Regions from separate parts of the Homo sapiens genome. Here all the other regions are linked to region 4. A link is a contact called in ENCODE Hi-C or POLR2A ChIA-PET data. All regions are on one chromosome and are shown on one strand. The core of a region is the stretch at or near the end of the contact, and the rest is flanking DNA. Distances in the headings are between cores, read along the strand shown. Region 1 holds the start of RBM27 (RNA binding motif protein 27). Region 2 holds the start of ADAM19 (ADAM metallopeptidase domain 19). Region 3 holds the start of RNF145 (ring finger protein 145). Region 4 holds the start of G3BP1 (G3BP stress granule assembly factor 1). Region 5 holds the start of PWWP2A (PWWP domain containing 2A). Region 6 holds the start of SLU7 (spliceosome associated SLU7). Region 7 holds the start of UBLCP1 (ubiquitin like domain containing CTD phosphatase 1).

What was found. A loop is a pair of places that touch in the nucleus more often than their neighbours do. ChIA-PET counts read pairs that join two places held with the same protein, here RNA polymerase II (POLR2A). Pooled maps may share reads with other maps.
Region 1: a loop to region 4 is called in a map of naive thymus-derived CD4-positive, alpha-beta T cell, with 8 times the contacts of the local background. The contact joins the promoter of RBM27 here to the promoter of G3BP1 in region 4. A Hi-C loop is called at or near these places in 1 of 168 maps with a recorded cell type or tissue (naive thymus-derived CD4-positive, alpha-beta T cell), 1 of 37 single-sample maps with no recorded cell type and 12 of 50 pooled maps.
Region 2: a loop to region 4 is called in a pooled map, with 2.6 times the contacts of the local background. The contact joins the promoter of ADAM19 here to the promoter of G3BP1 in region 4. A Hi-C loop is called at or near these places in 1 of 50 pooled maps. POLR2A ChIA-PET finds 5 or more read pairs at or near these places in 2 of 52 experiments (HEK293 and OCI-LY7).
Region 3: a loop to region 4 is called in a map of natural killer cell, with 19 times the contacts of the local background. The contact joins the promoter of RNF145 here to the promoter of G3BP1 in region 4. A Hi-C loop is called at or near these places in 2 of 168 maps with a recorded cell type or tissue (naive thymus-derived CD4-positive, alpha-beta T cell and natural killer cell) and 6 of 50 pooled maps. POLR2A ChIA-PET finds 5 or more read pairs at or near these places in 1 of 52 experiments (GM12878).
Region 5: a loop to region 4 is called in a map of naive thymus-derived CD4-positive, alpha-beta T cell, with 20 times the contacts of the local background. The contact joins the promoter of PWWP2A here to the promoter of G3BP1 in region 4. A Hi-C loop is called at or near these places in 1 of 168 maps with a recorded cell type or tissue (naive thymus-derived CD4-positive, alpha-beta T cell) and 7 of 50 pooled maps. POLR2A ChIA-PET finds 5 or more read pairs at or near these places in 2 of 52 experiments (B cell and naive thymus-derived CD4-positive, alpha-beta T cell).
Region 6: a map of CD8-positive, alpha-beta T cell shows a loop between it and region 4 (17-fold over the local background). The contact joins the promoter of SLU7 here to the promoter of G3BP1 in region 4. A Hi-C loop is called at or near these places in 3 of 168 maps with a recorded cell type or tissue (CD8-positive, alpha-beta T cell, OCI-LY7 and naive thymus-derived CD4-positive, alpha-beta T cell) and 10 of 50 pooled maps. POLR2A ChIA-PET finds 5 or more read pairs at or near these places in 4 of 52 experiments (RWPE1, T-cell and activated naive CD4-positive, alpha-beta T cell).
Region 7: a map of naive thymus-derived CD4-positive, alpha-beta T cell shows a loop between it and region 4 (8-fold over the local background). The contact joins the promoter of UBLCP1 here to the promoter of G3BP1 in region 4. A Hi-C loop is called at or near these places in 1 of 168 maps with a recorded cell type or tissue (naive thymus-derived CD4-positive, alpha-beta T cell) and 5 of 50 pooled maps. POLR2A ChIA-PET finds 5 or more read pairs at or near these places in 1 of 52 experiments (T-cell).

What each region holds. Positions count from the first base shown.
Region 1 is chr5:146,202,114-146,204,965 of GRCh38, reverse strand. RBM27 (RNA binding motif protein 27) reads right to left here and starts at 1,361. Exons shown (of 21, transcript NM_018989.2): 1 at 1,142-1,361. The coding sequence starts at 1,200. It overlaps RBM27-POU4F3 (RBM27-POU4F3 readthrough), which reads right to left and starts at 1,361. Exons shown (of 20, transcript NM_001414499.1): 1 at 1,142-1,361. The coding sequence starts at 1,200. RefSeq lists enhancers at 1,146-1,305, 1,776-1,925.
Region 2 is chr5:157,574,478-157,577,177 of GRCh38, reverse strand. It overlaps ADAM19 (ADAM metallopeptidase domain 19), which reads left to right and starts at 1,403. Exons shown (of 23, transcript NM_033274.5): 1 at 1,403-1,575. The coding sequence starts at 1,482. LOC124901121 (a long non-coding RNA gene) reads right to left here and starts at 2,199. Exons shown (of 2, transcript XR_007059018.1): 1 at 1,808-2,199; 2 at 568-898. RefSeq lists enhancers at 1-4, 1,862-1,941, 2,178-2,700 and a silencer at 1,252-1,691.
Region 3 is chr5:159,208,066-159,210,899 of GRCh38, reverse strand. It overlaps RNF145 (ring finger protein 145), which reads left to right and starts at 1,347. Exons shown (of 11, transcript NM_001199383.2): 1 at 1,347-1,669. It overlaps LOC107986468 (a long non-coding RNA gene), which reads right to left. Exons shown (of 2, transcript XR_001742943.2): 1 at 2,220-2,834; 2 at 748-1,041. RefSeq lists enhancers at 875-974, 2,562-2,681, 2,792-2,834, 2,581-2,834 and silencers at 1,145-1,434, 1,475-1,664.
Region 4 is chr5:151,770,600-151,773,299 of GRCh38, reverse strand. G3BP1 (G3BP stress granule assembly factor 1) reads right to left here and starts at 1,346. Exons shown (of 12, transcript NM_005754.3): 1 at 1,264-1,346. It overlaps LOC100652758 (a long non-coding RNA gene), which reads left to right and starts at 1,124. Exons shown (of 2, transcript NR_132345.1): 1 at 1,124-1,597; 2 at 2,528-2,700. RefSeq lists silencers at 720-789, 840-1,169 and enhancers at 1,378-1,672, 1,930-2,159, 2,538-2,700.
Region 5 is chr5:160,118,088-160,120,787 of GRCh38, reverse strand. It overlaps PWWP2A (PWWP domain containing 2A), which reads left to right and starts at 1,338. Exons shown (of 2, transcript NM_001130864.2): 1 at 1,338-1,983. The coding sequence starts at 1,400. RefSeq lists silencers at 1,213-1,262, 1,423-1,522, 1,623-1,802, 1,923-2,342 and an enhancer at 1,287-1,786.
Region 6 is chr5:160,417,669-160,420,389 of GRCh38, reverse strand. SLU7 (spliceosome associated SLU7) reads left to right here and starts at 1,309. Exons shown (of 16, transcript NM_006425.5): 1 at 1,309-1,367. RefSeq lists enhancers at 898-967, 978-1,097, 1,548-1,597.
Region 7 is chr5:159,261,914-159,264,613 of GRCh38, reverse strand. UBLCP1 (ubiquitin like domain containing CTD phosphatase 1) reads right to left here and starts at 1,324. Exons shown (of 11, transcript NM_145049.5): 1 at 1,254-1,324. RefSeq lists enhancers at 1,084-1,591, 1,348-1,657, 1,688-1,757, 1,592-2,099.

The DNA.
Region 1 (2,852 bases), core at 112-2,611, 5.6 Mb after region 4:
AAATCCAGCCACTGCACTCCAGCCTGGGAGACACAGCGAGACATTGTTTCAAAAAAAAAAGGTTATAAAACAAAATGTTGATACATCTGTTACCTCTTTCAAGCCTCCCAATAACATTTCTACTAACACCACCCAAAATATTTTTAAAAGACAGGTCTCTCATTCTTTTCGGTCCCTCATACTACACCCCAATTATCTTCAGGTGTCCTCTCAATCTTACAAAAACATTTACAAAACTGTCCTCTCAATGGCACAAGAATACTTACAAATCTCTTATTCTTTCTACCGCTCCTTTTATTCCTCCAACACCACCTGTATCTAAAAATCCCTACATACTGTTAGGTATACTCCTCCACCAATTAATGCTGCATACCAGTGTAGCCCTTTCAACCTTCAACTAAACTTACAGAAACCTCTTTTTTCCAACCTCTATGTATCTAAAAGTCATCAGTTCCCCTAGCACTATCAAGCCCTCAATAATACTTTAAAATCCCTTAATATCCTTGCTATCACACTTATCACCTCCCCAATAATTTCTAAAACCCTTCAATGCCCACACATCCTTTTCATCTACTCCATAGTATTTTTCAAATCCTTCAATATTCTTGATCCCTCAGAACTTACCAATAATCGCTATACAGTTTCAATGTCCCTGCTATCCGCTTCTGCCCTCATATTTCGAAAATGCCCTCGATATTTTGCTTCTAGACCTTTCAGTCCCGGAATAATAATGTTTATCAAACCCTTGATATTCTGCTATTCCCTTCGACATCTCAATATTCACATTTTAAAAATCCCTCAAGAGCCCCGTTACCTCTCTCTCAGTTCTCAAACAGCAATGTTTTAAATTCCCTCACGGCCCCTGCTACCCCTTCCAGCACCCCGATATTTGCGTTTGAAAAGCCTTCGCTGTCCTTGCCTGCCCCCCCAGTCCCCATATTCACGGCGCCTCTCCGTCCCCAGCGCTCCTCTCCCACCCTCACCCCCACCACAATGGTGATAGTACTACAGGGAAGGCGTCGCCGGGACCTCCCGGCCGCGGCCCCTCAGCGCCGCCCCCCACGCCACCTCCCCTCCCCCACGCCCCCGCGAGCCCCCAACGCCCACGTTCGCCGGCCCCGGCCCAGCCCGGCTCACTCACATCGGCTCCAGTAACTTGGCCAGCCAGGACTTGAGGGCATCCACATCCTCTATGAGCATGGTGCAGGGAAGGCGGGCTCGGCCGCCGCTCTTCTTCAGGCCTGCCGTGGGTCTCCACTACGCCGCCCCCTCACGTTCCCTTCACAGCTCCCGGTGCCCCAGCCCACCGGGCATCTTAGGAGACTTCAACCTACTCCCCCGGCCGGGGCCTAACAGGAACTAACCCAAGAGCCCTCACTCAACCTAGCCCGAAGGCTGAGGTGGGCGGGAGACAGTGCCGAGTGGCAGGCCTGAGAACCAGTAAGAGAGAGGGGGCCCTGAGGGCAAGACCAATGAAAAGGCTCGCTCGCCCCGCCGGCAGGCGGTACCCAGTCAGGGAGGAGAGATATAGCAAGGTAGGTGGAGAGCTTAAGTGAACTCCTGGTGCAAGATGGTATCTTGGAAAAGGTGCTTTGCCTCTTAAAGGGGCAGCGGCGCCTTTTTTTGACCACGCCGCCGCCCGCCGCGGAATACCGGTGTCTGCTGCTGGGAGTGCCTGGGGGAACCCGGCGAGCCCCTCAGCCTGGTTCCTTCCTCTCGTTTTTCTTGGAAACACACACTCGTGTCCCGAAATGACTCAGCTGTAGTAAATCTGCAACACAACGTGCAATACGTTCACGTTCGACACATTGCACAGAATGCAAAATTTTACTTTTTTTCTTTACACACTCATGTTGATTGGCACTCACGTTTGTATTTTCTGCTGCTCTGCTTTAATTACGCAGAATGTTTCTGACAACCATGCCTTGGAATCCAGTAATCGTCATTTTTAAAACGTGGCGCACGGATGTAAAAGGCTGAGGCCATTTCAATTTTGCTAGTACTATTAATAAATGTTGCTTTATTTAGGAAGAAAAATGACTCCAATAGTTTGTTTTTAATTATCTTTTCATTGTATATCTAAAATTCAGTGGTTGGGGGACGGGAAGGGAGAATTTTAATCAGCAAAGAAGGATTACAAAAAAATTTTTAAGACAAATTAGAAACTACTGAAATAGTCAACTTACTTTCTAGTAGGTGAGAAATTCTTTCTGGAGTTTTGAAATCACTGATTTAGCACTGATGTTAAAATGTTTACCCAATAACATATACTGAGTCCCTGCAATTGCCAGCACTGAGTAAGGCACTAGGAGTCCAATGCTGAGCAAAACAGAGCTTCTCCTCTTAAGATGATGAACAGTTTATGGGGTTATGCATTGTAATAACATTTTGAAAAATACCTAATGAGCACGCACCTCATATAAAAGAAATGGATCAACCTCAAATAAACAGACATCCTATATATACATAGAACAGGTATAGGCAAACTTCTGCAAAGGATCAGATACTAAATATTTTGGTTTTGTGAGCCTTGAGGTATCTATGGCAACTACTCGTCATACAATGTCTTGGCTTAAAATTAACCAGGGACAATATGTAAATGGAATGATTGTGGCTGTATTACAAACATTTATTAAAATTATATAAAATTTTAAATTTATATAATTTTCACATACCATGAAATATTATCTTTTCATTTTTTTCTCCATTTAAAAATGTAGGCCAGGCTGGGCGCGGTGCCTCACACCTGTAATCCCAGCATTTTGGGAGGCCAAGGCGGGTGGATCACCTGAGGTCAGGAGTTCCAGACCAGCCTGACCAACATGGTGAAACCAGTCTCTACTAAAAATACA
Region 2 (2,700 bases), core at 154-2,653, 5.8 Mb before region 4:
AGCAGCTGGAGACTAACGGAGTCCCAAACGACATTAATGGCCAGAACCACTTATTTGATTTCCCTCATGGGTGCCCATGAGTAGGGTTTGATAGACCTACCTACCCATCATCTTCAGGAGTGCCTCGCCCTCTCCAACACTTAGCACTTCTCTAGTCAACCTGGGTTTGACTAAAGAGGCTCAGAAAAAGGAACAGATGGACGAGGTTTGAGGCTGGGATTCTACAACGAGGCTTTGCTAAAACTTGCTGAGGGATCTTAGGCAAGTCATTTCTCTCTCATTATCAGTTTCTCCACCTGGAAAATAAGGTGTGTTGCATCAGGCTCTGGAGTTATACGGATGTGGGTTTGAATCTAGGCACTGACATTAGCTGTGTAATCTTGGGCAAGTGGTTTAGCCTCTCAGGTTTGATTTCCTCATTTCTAAAACAGGGATAGTACTAGTACCTACCCCATGGGATTACTGGGCTAATGAAAAGAGATAATGTATGCAGAGTCCCTGGCTCATAAAAGTTATTTTCTCCGATTAATTAAATAAGTGAATATGTGTAAAGTGCTGAAGACAGCGTTTGACACTTAGCGTTTTATCAGTCTTAGCTATCATGATTTTCTTATTCTAGTACATAGAAAGTCCTCAATAAGTAACAGTAGTTATTATTATTTTTGGTCACATGTCCCTGTGTTTCCCTCCAAAACCCTAACCATCCCCAATTCTGGTTTTCTCCCCGCATGCAGCCCAAGGGTTTTCACGTCCCAGTGCGATTGTCTGGGCTGTTTCCTCCGCCTGATGTTCCATTTCTCCTCCTCCCGATCTCAGATGGCTTCTCCTCTGGGATTCCTCTGGTCTTCATCACTCCCTCCTCCCAGGCAGAAGGAATGGCTCCTGGATTTGTGTCCTGCTTAAAAAAAAAAAAAAAAAAAAAAAAAAAAAAAAAAAAAGAAGTCCATATAGCACTTAGTTCTTTGTGCCTGGCGGTTGGGTTAACTCTTTCTGAGCCTGTCTCCGAGAGTGGCGGCCCCCGGGGGACGGCGCTGGGTGAATCACCTCTGAGTGTCACCCAAGGCGTCTGGCACAGTGCGGGACAGTAAACGGGCCGCTGTGCGGAGAGGGGTCCAGTTTAACTCCTAGAAGCCCGAGTCCCCGACCCTCTACAGGCCGCGTCCACCACAAATCCCTCCTCCTGGGGGGCTCGGATTCTCCCTTCCCCGCGGTCTCCCTCACCTGAGCCAGCCCCGCTCCCCCGAGTCTCGCCAGCTCCTCCCCGGCCCCTCCCTCCAGCCCCCTCCGGGCTGGAGCCTCCCCTCCTCCATCCCCTGGCGGAGGCCCGCGGGGCTGGAGGCGGAGCGTCTCGGCAGAGGGCTGGGAGCCGGGTGGGGAGGCGCGGGGCGAGCCGGGGGGTTCCAGACGCGCCTCCACCGCCGGGCAGTGGGCAGGTATGGCTGAGGGCGTGTGAGCGCCGAGCGCTAAGGGCCGCCGCCACCATGCCAGGGGGCGCAGGCGCCGCCCGGCTCTGCTTGCTGGCGTTTGCCCTGCAGCCCCTCCGGCCGCGGGCGGCGCGGGAGCCTGGATGGACAAGTAAGTGGCCAGGCGCGGGGGGATGGAGGCTGGGTGGCCCGGAGACCTGGGAGTAGCCTTGCGGGTCCGGAGCGCTGGGACCGCGACCCCTGCGCCTCCCGCAACTCCGCGGGGCCTGCGCCCCCGCCGTCCCCAGCCTGGGAGCCCGGGCTTTGTTCCCACGTTCTGCGCCCTGGGAGGTGGCAGAGGTCGGGGAAACCCGGCGCAGCCAGAAAACAGCCGGTCCGCTCACTGGCTAGCCTTCCCTTCTCGCCTTCTCCTTCCTCTGTTTTTCTGCTTTTGGCTTCTCTTTCCGCCGTTCTCGGGGCTTATCCTCCTCCGTTTTCTCACGGTCCCTCGTGTCCGCTCCGCCTCTCTCTCTGTCTTTCTCTCTACCGCCCGCTGCACTCGCCAACGCCGAGCATCCCGAGCGCCCTGCCCGTGTGGCCTGGGAGCGGCTTCCTGGGACCAGGCTCGGTGCCTGCCACACTGGTGGGGTAGGACATAAAATGCCCGCGGCAGACTGTGGTAGCCTTGGCTAGGGGATGGCTCGCTGGGTATCTGCAGCCACACACTTCGGATCCCCGAGCTGGCAGGAGCCCTACTGAAGGCCAAGTCAAACGCACCCATTTCACAGATGGGGAAACCGAGGCCCACAAAAGGGAAAGGACTTGCCCAAGGCCACGCCACGGGTTGAGGTCCGCGGTGGCACTGGAAACCAGGGCTCTCTTTCCACGCCAACCCGACGGCCGCCTTCTTTGGTCCTCAGTTTCCCCTTCTGTGAAGCGAAGGGGTCTGACTCGATGTTTCCAGCTAAGATGCCGGGTGATGTCCGTGTTTCTCAGGACTAGTTTCCCAGACACCAATCCCCTCCCCGGCTCCATCCCTCGGGGGCTATAAGCAGATTTCGCGGAAGGCTTGGTCCCGGGGGGCGGTGCCCGGGTTCTCTCATTATGACCGGAGAAGGCTTAGCCCTGGCTCCACCGCTGCAGACGGGCTGGGCTGACTCCAGACTGCTGCTTGGGGGACCAACAGTCAGCGTTTTCAAATAGAGCGAGCACCGGCGGAGCGAGGGTGGGCTGGCTGGACCCCCGGGCCGCCTCAAACCCAGAGGCTGAGAGCTCTTCCGACAGTTCGGAACTTCCA
Region 3 (2,834 bases), core at 98-2,597, 7.4 Mb before region 4:
CACACATTTTAAACACTTGATTCCTACAGAGCTATCAAACTAATGGAAGGCAAGTTACTCAGAGTTTGGTTGACTGATACCTCCAGGGATTGCATTTTCTAAATACAGAGCTTGCTTTCACAATTTCAGCAGGATACAAGAGTGTTCAGAATTGGGGGTTTACCATTCAAAGGGCAGAGGCCAGAGACTTGAATTTACAAGGAGGGTCCTCAACACAGACATCGAGATTACAGTACATTAATTTCTCTTGCACATGAAGAAGTTGAGGCTTCACAATTTCAGCATGACCCAGTATAGTTGCAACATCTTACCCATCACTGGGTGTGTATCTTCTGTGTACACTGGCCCTTTCAACATCTAAGGCCAGGCTAGGTGCTCATAGCAACTGGCTCCCCAGGAACTAACGAAAGAGAAAGCAAGAAACAGTGGAGGGGTTTTGGTGATGGTGGAAGGCAGGGGAGATAGAAGTGGGGGTTGCAGAAGGTCGTGGTGAGGCAGAGTGGCAGACAAATGGGGAATGAGAAGTCTTGCCAAGCCCAGAAGACTATCGTTGTGTAAACACACAATATGCTTCAGGCTATGTATTCTGGGCAACAGTTCCTGCCCTAAAAGGTGTGGACATTTAAATTAGGGTAGGATTGCGCATTCTGTGATAGAGACTGGCACAGAGACAAAGTGGAACTCCTCTACGTTGGGGAGGGGAAAACATACATTAGCCTGTTTTGAACCTTAGACCAAGACAAGACAAACACACAAACACCATTTAATTTCATACTGCAATAAAATTCTTTGTACCAAACCATGGGATCAAAATTGTTACAGATACTCAGTGAACAGTTCCAATGCATTCATTCATCCAGTCACTTACTCCACAGGGGTTTGAGTGCCTGCACTTGGTGCTGGGCACGGCTGAGCCATCCCAGACGCCAAGGAGTTTACAGTCTAGTCCAGTCAGTGACGAGGTTAAAACGAATTCTCGCATCATTGCTACTGCGAATGCACCGGGACAGGATCAGCCCTTCAAATTCTCCCACGTGGTCCCTGCAGGTGAGTGTGGGTGTGAGCGCTTGCGGCCCGTGGTGTTTGGGAGTGAGAGAGCACGTGTGTCAGAATGGCGCCTGTCACAGTGCGCGTCCAGGTGTCTCTGCAGTACGCCTCTCCATAGCCACCCGAGCCGGGCTGTATGGGCTTGGCTAGGCTTATGTCTCCCGCCCACGCACCGGAGGCGGTGCGGAAAGCACTCCGCGGGCGCGATTGTGAGTGAGCGCGGGCGCGCGCGGGAGGGGCGCGCCGCGCTGGCTGGGCCGCGCGCAGGCGCAGAGTGCGGAAGTCGGGCCGCGGCCGCCGCAGAGCGCCGGGGGCGGGAGGAGCAAACGCAGGAGGCCATGGCCGCCGACGCCGGCGCCGGCTGCTAAGGGGCTCGGCCCGCGAGCGCCTGCTGCCGCGGACGATGGTGACCGTACGGGCCGGGCCGCTGCCGCTGCCGCTGCCTCCGCCTCCCCAGAAGCAACATCCGAGGCTCGGCGCAGAAGAGCCGCCGCTGTGAGCCGTGCCGTACCGGCCCCCGCCGCCGCCCGAGGAGAACGGGAGGGCGGGCGAGAGAGCCGGGGAGTTGCGGAGCCCGCCCGCCGGCAGCGCCGCTCCCCAGGGAGGGAGTCCGCAGCCTGAGGTGACCACGCCGCCCGCCCGGCCCCTTCCCATCCCCGCGCCCCCCGGCCGCTTCCCACGGCCTCCCTCCCCTCCCCCATCGCGTCGCAGGCTCCTTCCTCTTCTCCCTGTTCGCCCCTTTCCTTTTATCTCGCTTCACCTCCCTCTTCTCCCTAGCATTGGAGGAGTCCACATCCCCTCTTCAGCCGCAGCACCCCTCCCTCCCATCCTCTAGCTCTTCCCGCGGTGGTCGCCTCCCTCCGACCCTGCTCTCCCCTCCTGGGCCCCGCGCAAAGCCCCCTCTGTTCCAGCTCCCGGGCCTCGGCTGCCTCCCCGCCCTCCCATCCCTTCCTCTTCCCAGGGCCTGGAGCGCTCCCTTACATTCCTGAGATGCCCTTCCTCGGGGCTGTCCCCCTTTGCCTCCCCAGCATCCCATTTCTAGGCCTTTTTCAAGACCCTTCCAGAGCGGCCCCTTTCCAGCTCCCTTTCTCGTTTCCATTTCCAACTTTGCCTCTTTTGCCTCTTTGTTCACTTTGCTTCCAAGCTCCCCTCCCTCTTTCCCTTCGTCTTACCCTGCTTTGATCTACGCAGCCCCAAACTCAAGCTCCCCGCTTTCAGGTGGTGCGAGGTTGTTTGGGGGTGCGGAAGGGCCTGCCAGTCCATTTTTCGAGGGGGGCCCATTGCTCTGCATCCCGTCCGTCAGTCCCTTTTATAGTAAGAGGGCTCCTCATCCCTTCCTTTTTGTCCCCGTGGTTTCCTCTGTCTTGCCATCCCTTCTGTCTTCTCCCTCCAATACTGCTTTCCCCACCCAAGGACCCTCAGACCCGTGAACCCCCTTTCTGGAATGAGTTCCCTTTCTGTTCGGGGATGCTGAACTTCGCCCGCGTTTTTCTTCGCGAGCCTTTTGGTACGTGGCGTGGCGCGACAGAGTCAGCACCCTTGGCGAGATAGGAGGGGAGCTCTCGAGCCTCTTTCCTGGAAGAGTTTTTGCTGAACGTAATCTCTTAGCCCCGCGGCGGCGGCGGCCCGGTTGCTGCTGCTACTGCTGCTGCGCTGCCTGCTTGCCGCGAGCTGGGTTGGGGTTACTGTAGTTCAAACGCATCTGAGATCTGCAGGCGTTGTGGGAGGAGGTGCGGGGAGAGAGGAAGGGGCCTGTGCAGTGAGCAGGCATCAAAGATTAGTGGATG
Region 4 (2,700 bases), core at 97-2,596:
CAATTCCGTATTTTAACCCACAGATGCTAGTGAGATCTTAAATTCGTCGCTTTGCACCTCATTCCCTTCAACTATAAAGTGAATCTTCTCAAGGTCTTTCTGCAAAAGTCTCCTCCAATTAAAAAAAAAGTAGAGAAAAAAAAATTCAACGTCTAAAACCGGAGCCTAACTTCCCGCTGGCGGGAATTTCCCATCAGCAATCTGAGATTCAAACCCGATGAGGAACACAGTCCATGTTCATTTGCACTTACTCATCGTTTTCCCTACTTTTTTCCAGAAGCTACGGTGGCGGCACATCTACCCAGGGCCTGTACAAGTACACGTAGAAAGGAAGCCCAAACCCTTTTCCTTTGTCACATTCCCACTTCCAACCCTTGTCTCCCTGGAAGCCCAGAACTAGCCCAAGTACAAATGCCGCTGCAGCCTTCTCGGCAGGTGGCCTTTTGAGGCTGATGCTGCCCCGAGGGACAAGTGCTCTGGGGGCAAAGACTAAAAACAGGCTTGGGAAGCGGGGAGCTCGGAGTCAGAGGGCCCGGCGTCAACAAATCCCCGCCCTTCCCGTGCGTGCCTGTGACCCCGCTCTCCAAACCCGTGCCTTGGGCCGCTAAGGAAGGAGGATAGCCGTACCCACCTCGCCAGCTCACTGCAAGAATCAAATGAAAGGCAGAAAAGTGGCTCCGCACAGTGCCGGACACACAGTGAGGGCGTGGAAAGAACATTGGTTGTTACTACCACTCCGTGCACTCGCTGCTCCCTCTTTGCTCTCTGCAAAACCGAAGGCGCTTCTGCGACGCGCGGACCGCAAGACTCCAATCAGACTTTAGTGCTGCCCCCACCCTAAACGAAAGCCTCCTTCTGGTCCGAACCGACTGGATCCCTTGGCCAGGGGAGGAAAAGGTGCCGCGGGCGCGTGGCGGAGAGGGTGGCGGGCGGGAAACGCTGGGCGCGGGACCCCTGGCCCCAGAGACCGCCCTGGGGCCCAGGCGGCGGCCGCGGCTTACTCCTGCCCCGCGAGGCCGTTGGACGCAGCACGCGCACGCGGCGGACACGGCCACGCGCCCCAGCCGGGACGGGAGCGGGAGCGAGGAGCCGCCGCGCGCCCGTCCGTCCGCCGCGCGCGCCTGCGGCCGTTGGGGTGGGGGTTGGGGTGGGGGACGCGACTGGCGCGGCCGCCGCGAGCGCCACTCAGACTTCTCCCTCTCACAAGTGCTGCGGCTCGGCTTAGTCCTCTGGCCTCCCTGCCCCGCCCACACCCCGGCGTACCTACGCGGCTGAGCTGGAGAGGAACTAGCTCTGCACCACAGCACCGAGGATAGTACAAACCCCTCACGCAACTGCGTCCGCACACACGCGTGCTCCGCCGCCGGTCTATATAACTGCCACTCACCCTAACTTGTTGCGGCCAGGTCGGGCGACGGGATGACCAATCCCGACCGCGTCCTCAGGGCTCTTCGAACAGTAATTGGGCACTGACTCGGGGATGAAGGCGTGGCTCTTGATTGGCTTTGACTCCTGCCTATGAGACTGTGAGGATCTCGTTTCCCTAGTAACAGATCGGCACTAAGAGAGACCAATAACCGAAAAGTACAATAGAAAGGCGAGTGAGCAGTTCTTTGACTGATACTCAAAGTAGCCAATAAATGTGTGGGGCTGCTCTTATTCGTTAACACGTCTTCCCCTGGGCGGAGATCCGTTTTCCATGCAGGAGCGGTTGCGCCACAAGGTGGGGCCCGTGTACTTTGGGGAAGTAAACCCCTAGCAACTAGGAGGCGGGCGTCCGAGAGGCCAAGACAGCCTGTGGCCAATCGCAACGCCGGAAGGAGCTGATAGACACGGAGGTTGCTCTGCTCGGAAGAGACCGAGCCCCAGGGCCGCCGTGCCCTCTGGGCGGTTGTGAGGCTGTGCAGCCTGCGGCTTCTGCCCTCTTTCTTTCCCTGACTGGTTGGGTCCGGCCTCCGAGGCCTGTACCCCGCCTTTTCCGCATAGGTTTGTACCTGGCGAACCAACTAGTAAAGTTTCCCGGGTTGTTTTCTTTTTATTACAACTTTTTTCTTACGTGCGGCGGCCAAGGGCCTTGCTGCTCTCACCATTACTCAGCACTGCTGCGGGGCAGAGGAAGGAGGGTCGTTCCTGCGCCGCCCGCAGGCTCCCGCCGGAAGGTCGCCGGTGGAAGGCCTGAGAGTGCGCCCTTCCGCCAGGCGCTTCTTGGCGGGCGCTGCGAGGCGGCCGCGGGCGTGTGGCGAGGCTCCCTTTGTGGCAGCTGAGGCACGGTGGTCCGCGCGTGCTCCAGTGGAGTGTGGGCCCTCGCACCACGTCCCGAGCTGCACCACTATTGTTCAGCCTCGAATTGCCGCGGGTGGGGGCTTATTCTCGTCGCTACGCCTTTAAAAGGCAACTCGTCCCCTCCTCCTGGCGTTTCAGGCACTGGCGGGGCTACAACTCAAGGCTGGCCGGCCCTATTTCTATGGAAATAGCTTTGGTTCCCAGCCGTCCGGCACAGACACGCCCCGGTTTGTTCTCGTTCCAGGCATGTGACCAGGGTCTCCCGCGGAGTTTTGCTGAGAATTTTGGAAATGAAGCATGTGGAGCGCCTATGTCGGGGGAGAGAGGCCGAGCTGAAGGAGCACGGGCGCCGGCCTCGGCCTCTGGGGAGCCGGGCCCGCTCGCCTCCCTGCGCGGGGCTAGCCCGAGCCTGGAACT
Region 5 (2,700 bases), core at 89-2,588, 8.3 Mb before region 4:
ATGCAATTTACCAGCCGAGTAACCTTGGGCACCCTCTTTGTGCCTCAAAATTTTAAGGATTGAGATGATATGCTATAGTGTTTGTATTAGTGCCTGGTACATGGTACTCAAAAGACACTAGCTGTAATTATTCTTCAGGACTTTATTTTTTTTACTTTCATTGCTAGCAGTTTTTCTACCCTCTCTCCTGCAGGCATTCTCCCAGAAAAAAGGCTGACTCTGTGGTGCCATTTGAGAGAAATAGGTTCAGTAGATTCTTCCAGAGATGACAAACGAAAAGACTTGATGTGGAAGTAAGAGAAGTAGGGGCGTCAGGACACTGAAGTGAGAGATCTTTTGTTCTCGTGGCATTGGAGAAGCCAGGAAAGAAAAAGGCTTTAGCAGGGACCAGGTGCGTCCACTTTGCAAGTGGATTTGGAGAGAACAAGCAGTGTTCACATATCAGTCCAGCAATGTCTCAAGACTCCTTCCTGGAACAGTCATCAGTTTAATCCAGTGAGGATGGTGTCTCTCTTCTTTCATGAGCATTTTCCTATTTCTGAAATATTAATAAATAGGTGCTTTGTTCCTAGGAAGTGGAGAGAAGTCAAGGAAAATACTCATCATACTCCTAGAAGTCAAGGAAAATACTCCTCGTACTCCTCATGGCCGCTGGAGCCCGCTGCTATGAGGTTATGGAGAACGTCTTGAACATTCCATTCCCCAGCACCTAGTGCAGTGACTAGCATAGTAGGCACTCAAAAAGTGTCTGTAGGATTGTATTTCAAACTTTAGTTGTCTTTCCCAAAGAAGCCTGTCGTGCCCACACGCGGCCGCAAGAAGTCCGCGCCTAGAAATAACATTTATTCTAAGGATCTCTGCGCAGAGATTCTTGGGAAGCGGTTCCCCTCCCGCATTCCCTTGTTACTCCTCCCCTCGGCCGCCTTTGAAAGAAGTGGCACGCCACATGATTCCATCCTTTCTCCCACCTCCAAAGACCTGGCTGATAATGGGCAGGAGCGTAGGCCAACCATAAAACTTTATTTCCTCTTCCAGCCAATAGCAAGAGGCGATGAGTATATGGCTCCTCTTTTGTGACTTCCCCCGCCCCCTTTGATTCCGCCCCCTATTCCTCCACTCAGATTCCACACTTGACAACACATCTGGCCAATGAGAAGTTCCTACTCTGCGTGGGAAGGATGGACTGACTAGATGATAGACGTCCATCCCTGGCCAATGGAATATCAAAAGTGCGGGAGGGGTGTAGAATGCAACCAATGGCGAGGTGCCAGAAACGAGCATCAGGGAAAGGGCGGGACGAAAGTGTTCGCGGGAGGGAGGGGAAGGCCCAGGGAACCAAGCAGCGCTGTCGCCGCCGCCGCTGCAGCCGGAGTTGGAGGAGGGAGAAGCTAGGAAGAAAATGGCGGCCGTGGCTGCAGAGGCGGCAGCGACTGCAGCGTCCCCCGGGGAGGGGGGCGCCGGCGAGGCCGAGCCGGAGATGGAGCCCATCCCCGGCAGTGAGGCCGGCACTGACCCCCTCCCGGTCACGGCCACTGAAGCGTCTGTGCCGGATGGCGAGACTGACGGGCAGCAATCCGCTCCTCAGGCCGACGAGCCGCCGCTCCCGCCGCCACCGCCGCCGCCGGGGGAGCTCGCCCGCAGCCCAGAGGCGGTGGGGCCGGAGCTGGAGGCTGAGGAGAAACTGTCCGTTCGGGTGGCGGAGTCGGCGGCAGCCGCGCCTCAGGGAGGGCCGGAACTTCCACCTTCTCCTGCATCGCCGCCGGAGCAGCCCCCGGCTCCCGAGGAGCGCGAGGAGCCGCCGCTGCCTCAGCCCGTAGCCCCGGCGCTCGTGCCGCCGGCGGGCGGGGACTCCACGGTGTCGCAACTGATCCCGGGCTCGGAGGTGCGGGTCACGCTGGACCACATCATTGAGGACGCGCTTGTCGTGTCGTTCCGCTTCGGGGAGAAGCTCTTCTCCGGGGTCCTCATGGATCTGTCCAAAAGGTACCGCGCCCGCCCCCAGCACCCTCCGGTCCGCTGGGTCCCCAGGGAGGGAGTGAGCCCGGGCGGCCCCCTCTCCCCGAGCCCTCGCTTCCCCGCTGCCCGGGGCCCCGCCCTCTGGTCCTGCGCGGCGCGTGGCGCGCGCTCCGAGTGGGGCAGGCGCGCGAGACCGGGAGAGGGCGGTCCCGGCCCCAGGTGGGCGCCTGCGGGGCAGGTGTGCCACCAGGTGGGAGGGTGCAGGTGCAGATGGGCTCACAGGTCTCACCCCTCACGCCTGGTCTTCTTCTGCGACTTGGCCTGGAGTCACCGTCACTGGGCGGGTGGGTTAATGCAAGATGCAGATGGATTTTTGCAGAGAACGGAGTGTTGGACGGGGGGACGGGGGGGCGGGGGGCATTGCTTGCGAGGAGGCACTTGTCTGTCCTCTAACGTTTAACTTTAGCGGGATTGGAGAAAGGGGTGTGTACATTGGGGTTCCCAAAAGGTTACCTGTCACTCCTTACAGGGGGAAGAGCATTTGTTAAAATGAACCTTTTAACTGTAATTCTTACGGTTAGAAGTCATTCCCGTTAGGTTAACCATTCAACAGAGAAGCATATTTTGCTAATTTTAATGATAGTTTAAGAAAAGTTTAAAGAAGAGATTGGAGATTTTTAAAAAATCCTTTAATGTCAAGGTGGTGTAGCATAAAAATGTTCAAGTAACTTCTAACACCTGGGA
Region 6 (2,721 bases), core at 60-2,559, 8.6 Mb before region 4:
ACCACCCTCTCTGAATAACCACTGTTTTCTTACTAATGATGCCCTCAGACCAGCTTTGCTATTCCTATTACTGGAAATACTCAATTGCTAAACCACCCTCACTCATAACAGCACTTAGTCCCTAATCAGTTTCTCCCAATCCTTCTTTACAAACAGCAACCCATCCAGAACCAATCCCGGCTTTCCTAGACCTTCCTCAGAACCCTCCAGAGGGACCTCAAGTCTTAGAAAAGATTCAACTGTCTTGTCCTGCGCTTTCTGATTCCTCTTCGAGATGCGCTCTCCTGGTGGTTTTGGCTAATTAGGCCTTAACACTCCTAAGCAAATTTCAGGAATATTTTTAAGTGGAAAAAAACAAAGCCTGAGTGATTCATAGACTCTATTCACTTTCACGCTAGTCTCTGACACTGTTTCTTCATCTACTGCCCTGTAAAAGCAAAATTAATATTTATGTTCCTAAACTCCAGGTATTGCAAATTCTTAATACGAAAAAAATAGATTCTATTATGTTGGGCTATTTTATTGAGGCAGGAATGGTAGCTACTTTTACTTTTACATTCAAAAAGGATACACGTTATGGGGGGGAGGGGGAGAACAACCAGAATAGAAAGCACAAAGAAAAAAAAAAATCACAAGAAATTCTACCACGAAAATTAGTTTATTTTCCAGTGTTTTATTTCACATGTATACTTTTAAAGAAGGGATGGGATAGCATAGATACTGTTTCTCCAAAATGGAAATTGTCGTATTTTTTTCTAATGATAACATGCCTTATGTTCTCACAGCACCTGGTATTCTTTTCATAGCAACTTTTCACAGCTGCTAAATCTGAATAGTTGTTTCGGTGTCTTTCGCACTCTGATGTAAATCTGAGGGAAGACACTGTTCACCAAATCCCCAGCATGTTACACAGCCTGGCTACTAATTAGTGCCAAGTTTAACTGCTTTTTTTTTTTTTTTAAGCTGATACGTCACCAACTTCCCCATTCATTTCATAGTCCCCTGGTGAGGCTTAAGCTCTTGTCTGTTCTGGTCTTTTTTTTTTTTTTTTAACTTCCTAAAATTCTCCGATTCTAAAAGAAAGCTCCTAAATAGAAGCCAAAAAGTAGCCGCCCAACTTGAAACTCCCCACAAGCCGGGTAAATAGCGCGATACGCAGCAGCTAGAGTTCTCGCGTTTCCCACGGCGCAGGAGCACTGGAGGGCCCCCCTCCGCCCCCGGCCCCGCCAGGAAATTAGTGCGCATGTGCCGGTCATCCGGAAGTTACCGCAGTGGCCGCCGGAATTAGGCGAAAAGCCGGAAGTAAACATTACGAGATTGGCTTGGATTCTGTCGGATGGACTTGGGGCTAGCTGCGGCGGGGCTGGGTAAGAAAATATTGTTAGAACTTGCGGGCGACGGGGAGTTGGGGAACCTGAGAAAATGAGTCGAAGGCTCCTAATTATTGGATATATCTTCACGGGGGTGATGAGCCCTCAGGTGTTGAGGGAGCGAGGACGGGGGACCGAAAAGCCACTGTCCTGAGACCCATTCATGGCACTCGTGCCCTGCCAGGCCAGGCCTGCGTCTTCAGGGAAACAGTCGGGATAACTATGAGAGTGTCGCCTTTGTGGCGGTGCCTCGAAGACCTTGAGCAATCCCCGGACTGCGAGCAGGGAAAGCTGCTTCCAGTACCCAAATTGACAGACTGTATTTCCTCGCCAGAAAAATTTACTTGAGCTTCAGTTTTTCCTGTTAAGTCGAGATGATCCGACTTCAGTGGGGTATCATGCGGGTATAAATGAAAACATCTATGTAAGTAAAGCGCTAAACAGTGTCTTACGTAAGCCCTCAGTAAGTGGGAGCTATTACTGTTTTTAGTTGGAGAAAATAGGTCCCTCCACAGCGACGGAAACTAGTGCGTACAACTTGGTGACTATAATACTTTATTCAGTTTTAGTTTTTAATATTTTAGGCCCAGAAGCCAATGTTCTGTGGACAAGTATAACATACTGGTTTAGAGAACTGACTTTGGAGTCAGAGTTGTGTTTGAAGTCCTTATTTCTTACTACAATGTGTTCTTGGCTGAGGATCTTACCTCTCAGAACCTGTTTCTTCACTGTAAAATGGTGTTCATCAGACCTATCTACTGGGCTTATTGTGAAGATTAGATGAGGTGATACACGGTAGGCTCGAGAAATGGTAGCTGTTTTAATAAAGATTAAATTTACCGTTGTTGTGCTTCTCTTCGCAGTATATTTAGGCCATCAGTTTATATGTTACACAAATATATGTGGAGGTTTTCTATAGGTCAGACATAGAAGAGAACACCTTTGAGAAGCATCGTAGACCCCCAGGCATTGAGCACTTTCCACTGGGAAAGAGCTTGTGTAAAGGCCCAGTGTCTACAGGGAGCACGGTTTGTTAGAGGAACTAGAGGAACTACAAGAAGGTCTATGTAGTTAGTAGAGAAGGAAGCGGGGATAGTTGTAATGGTGAGGCTGGAAGGTAGGCAGGTGCCAGACCATGGTGGACCGTGTAGGTGTGTTAAAAAGATGTCAGTTTTTAGAGTACGAATGATAAAATCCTTTGGAGCGTCATTTTTTTTTTTTTTTTTTTGAGACGTAGTCTAGCTCTGTCGCCCAGGCTGGAGTGCAGTGACGCAATATCAGCTCACTGCAATATCGGCCTCCTGGGTTCAGGTGATTCTCCTGTCTCAGCCTCCCGAGTAGCTAGGATTAC
Region 7 (2,700 bases), core at 75-2,574, 7.5 Mb before region 4:
CAGAGGGCATGGGCTCTATATGGTTAATAAAGCAGCATAAAAACGTTACGAAGCACCTATCCCACAAGTGGAAATTCCAAGTTGGCAAATGCCTTAAAGGGCCAAGCGAAACAAACACCATAAAAATTGTAAATGCATATGTCTTTAAGATTTGTTTAAAAGTTACTGAACCTTATTTCATCATTAAGACCGTTCACACCAATGAAGCAGTGTGATATAAATGCATGAGCTATTTTGCTTTCACATTTAACCTTCTTTCTTAGTATTTTGTATCATTTCAGATCCCATCAGATTTATAAGCTGAAAAATGATTTGGGGTGTGGGGAGGAGTGAAGTTGGCAAACCCAAACAAGCAAGCAAAGAATACACTTCCATATGGTCAACCTAGGGTCAAGAATAGCTGTTTAGGTTGGAGTTCTACCTAACATACTGTGTTGACTTTGCCTAGTCAATCCACCTCTTGGCCTCAGTCTTCTCAACAAGATGAGGCTACTAATATTCACTGGACAGGAGTAGTGTTAAGGTATGAAGTAACACCTGTGACAGCACTTTGTAAACTGTAAAACACAATACAAATGGTGTTCATGATGGAATAAAAACATGCTAAACAATTATCTCATTGAAGCTTCACAATCCTGAACCAACAGCTGTTGTCCTCATTATACAAATGAGAATCCTGAAAAGAAATTAAACTTGCCCGGGACCACAAACCTAAAAAGTGGCAAATGAAGAAATTTTAAAGTATAGCAGTAAAAGTAACACTTTGGGAATTAACGGGAGGTTAACTTTCAACAATCCCAGCAAAAGATAACCGTGAAGCACTAAGAACTCCGGCGAGAACCGCACACCAGCAACAACTGCGAGGTGGTGCAGGGTCGGGGGCTGTGCTAACTGACTTAGGGGAGCATTAGGAGGCAGGTGGAGGCTCCAGAACCAAAAAGGCCGGGATGCCTTCAACAAGGAGGTTGAGGGGAGGGATGGACAAGCCTGAGAAGACGGAGGAATGAAGTTTGGGGACGCAAAACCCACTGGGAAACAGAAAGCCCTCCAAATAGGCTAGACTGCTGGATGGGAGGACAGCGGCCCCCGCGACTAAGCGGGCCGGGGCTAGGGGCCTGGGCGTCAGACTAGGACAGACACTATCCCCAGCCCGCCGCAGTGCAAGCCACGCCGCGCGGGCCGCAAAGCCACTGTCCCCGAGCCCCAACAGCGTCTCCAAGGGCAGCGCGCCAGGGTGCCCCGCAACCCCTCACCTGGAGCGCGGTGGAACCTGCGGCAGCGGACGCAGAAACCGGCCGCTGAGAGACCGAAAGCGACCGGAAGTGAAGGGCGGGACCGGAACCGGCTGAAAAACCGGAAGTGGGTGGTTTGAAACGGAAATATGTTGGGGACGGAACAACTGCTTCCTTTGAATCTCTTCGGGTGCTAATCAAATGGCCGCTGTAAGGGATCTCCACAAAGCCACGAAGAAGCCAGGCCTTTCCGAGACTGTAACCGCTGTGCAGATAGCGCCGATCCCTGGGTGGCCGCTCTCTCGTTCTGCGCGTGCGCTCGTTCTGGGCTGGGAGCGGATGGGTGCTGAGGCGTGTGACGTCTCTAGTAGTGTCGTAACTGGGTGTGCTGCCTTTTCCAGGTGTACTGAGGTCTTCGTGAGATTCAGGGCTAGGACTCGTGTGGCTGTGTCATGTTCCGAATGAAGCTTAAAAGGTGATCTTTGAGAACTGAAGACTTGAGACCCCTCCATGGGCCCAGGGGCTGCCAACACTAATAATTTCAGAGACTTAGAATCTGAGGAGAATCTCCAATCTAAGGGGAAACGGAAGAGGGTCAGGAAAGAGAAGGGGCAAGCTTAAGTGACTCAGAATCCAAGAAGCAAGTCTCATAGGAGAGCTGCGATCGAGGTTACCATACAGTATCCAATCGTCTCAACCTTCCCATCCATACTTCCATGCTGTCTTTCCTCTGAATGCAAGGAAAACCGGTTACACAAACGCTGACAAAAGAATGTCAGACTTGAATGGAAATTCGGAGCAGTACCCATCTGGTCCATACAGCGAACTCCCAGTGAGCACCACGGCAATGTAACTAATTCATGTTTCCCTCTTGGCAGTGCGGGAAAGGCAGCAAAGAGCCAAGTTTTGTATCTTAACAGTTCTTTAGTTAAGAGGCACACGCTATTTTGCATTCTTCCCTACTTTTGATAATTTTTGGCTGCACTAGTAATGCATGAGTATCTGCTCATTTAAAAAACTCAAACTTTTTCAGTGAAAAGTATGCCCTTTTCTTCAGAAAGTCTTAATTAAAAAAAAAAAAAAAATCATTGCCCAGACCAACATTTTCAAGCATTTTCTCAAATCGTTTTCTTGGAATAGCTGCATAGTTTTGGGTCTTACATTGAAGTTTGGTGCTCATATGTGGGAGCTAAAAAAAAGTTGACTCCATGGAGATAGAGAGTAAAATTGTGGTTACCAGAGGCTGGGAAGGATAAGGAGGGAGAAGGAGATGAAGAGAAGTTAAAAGGAGCGAAAATATGGTTAGACAGAAGGAATAAGTTGTAGCGTTCCACAGCACAGTAGGGTGACTATAGTAATCAATAATTTATTTTGTATTTCAAAATAGAGGAGAAAGGTTGGGATAGTCTCAACACAAATGATAAATGTTGGCCGGGCACAGTGTGGCTCACACCTGTAATCCCAGCAC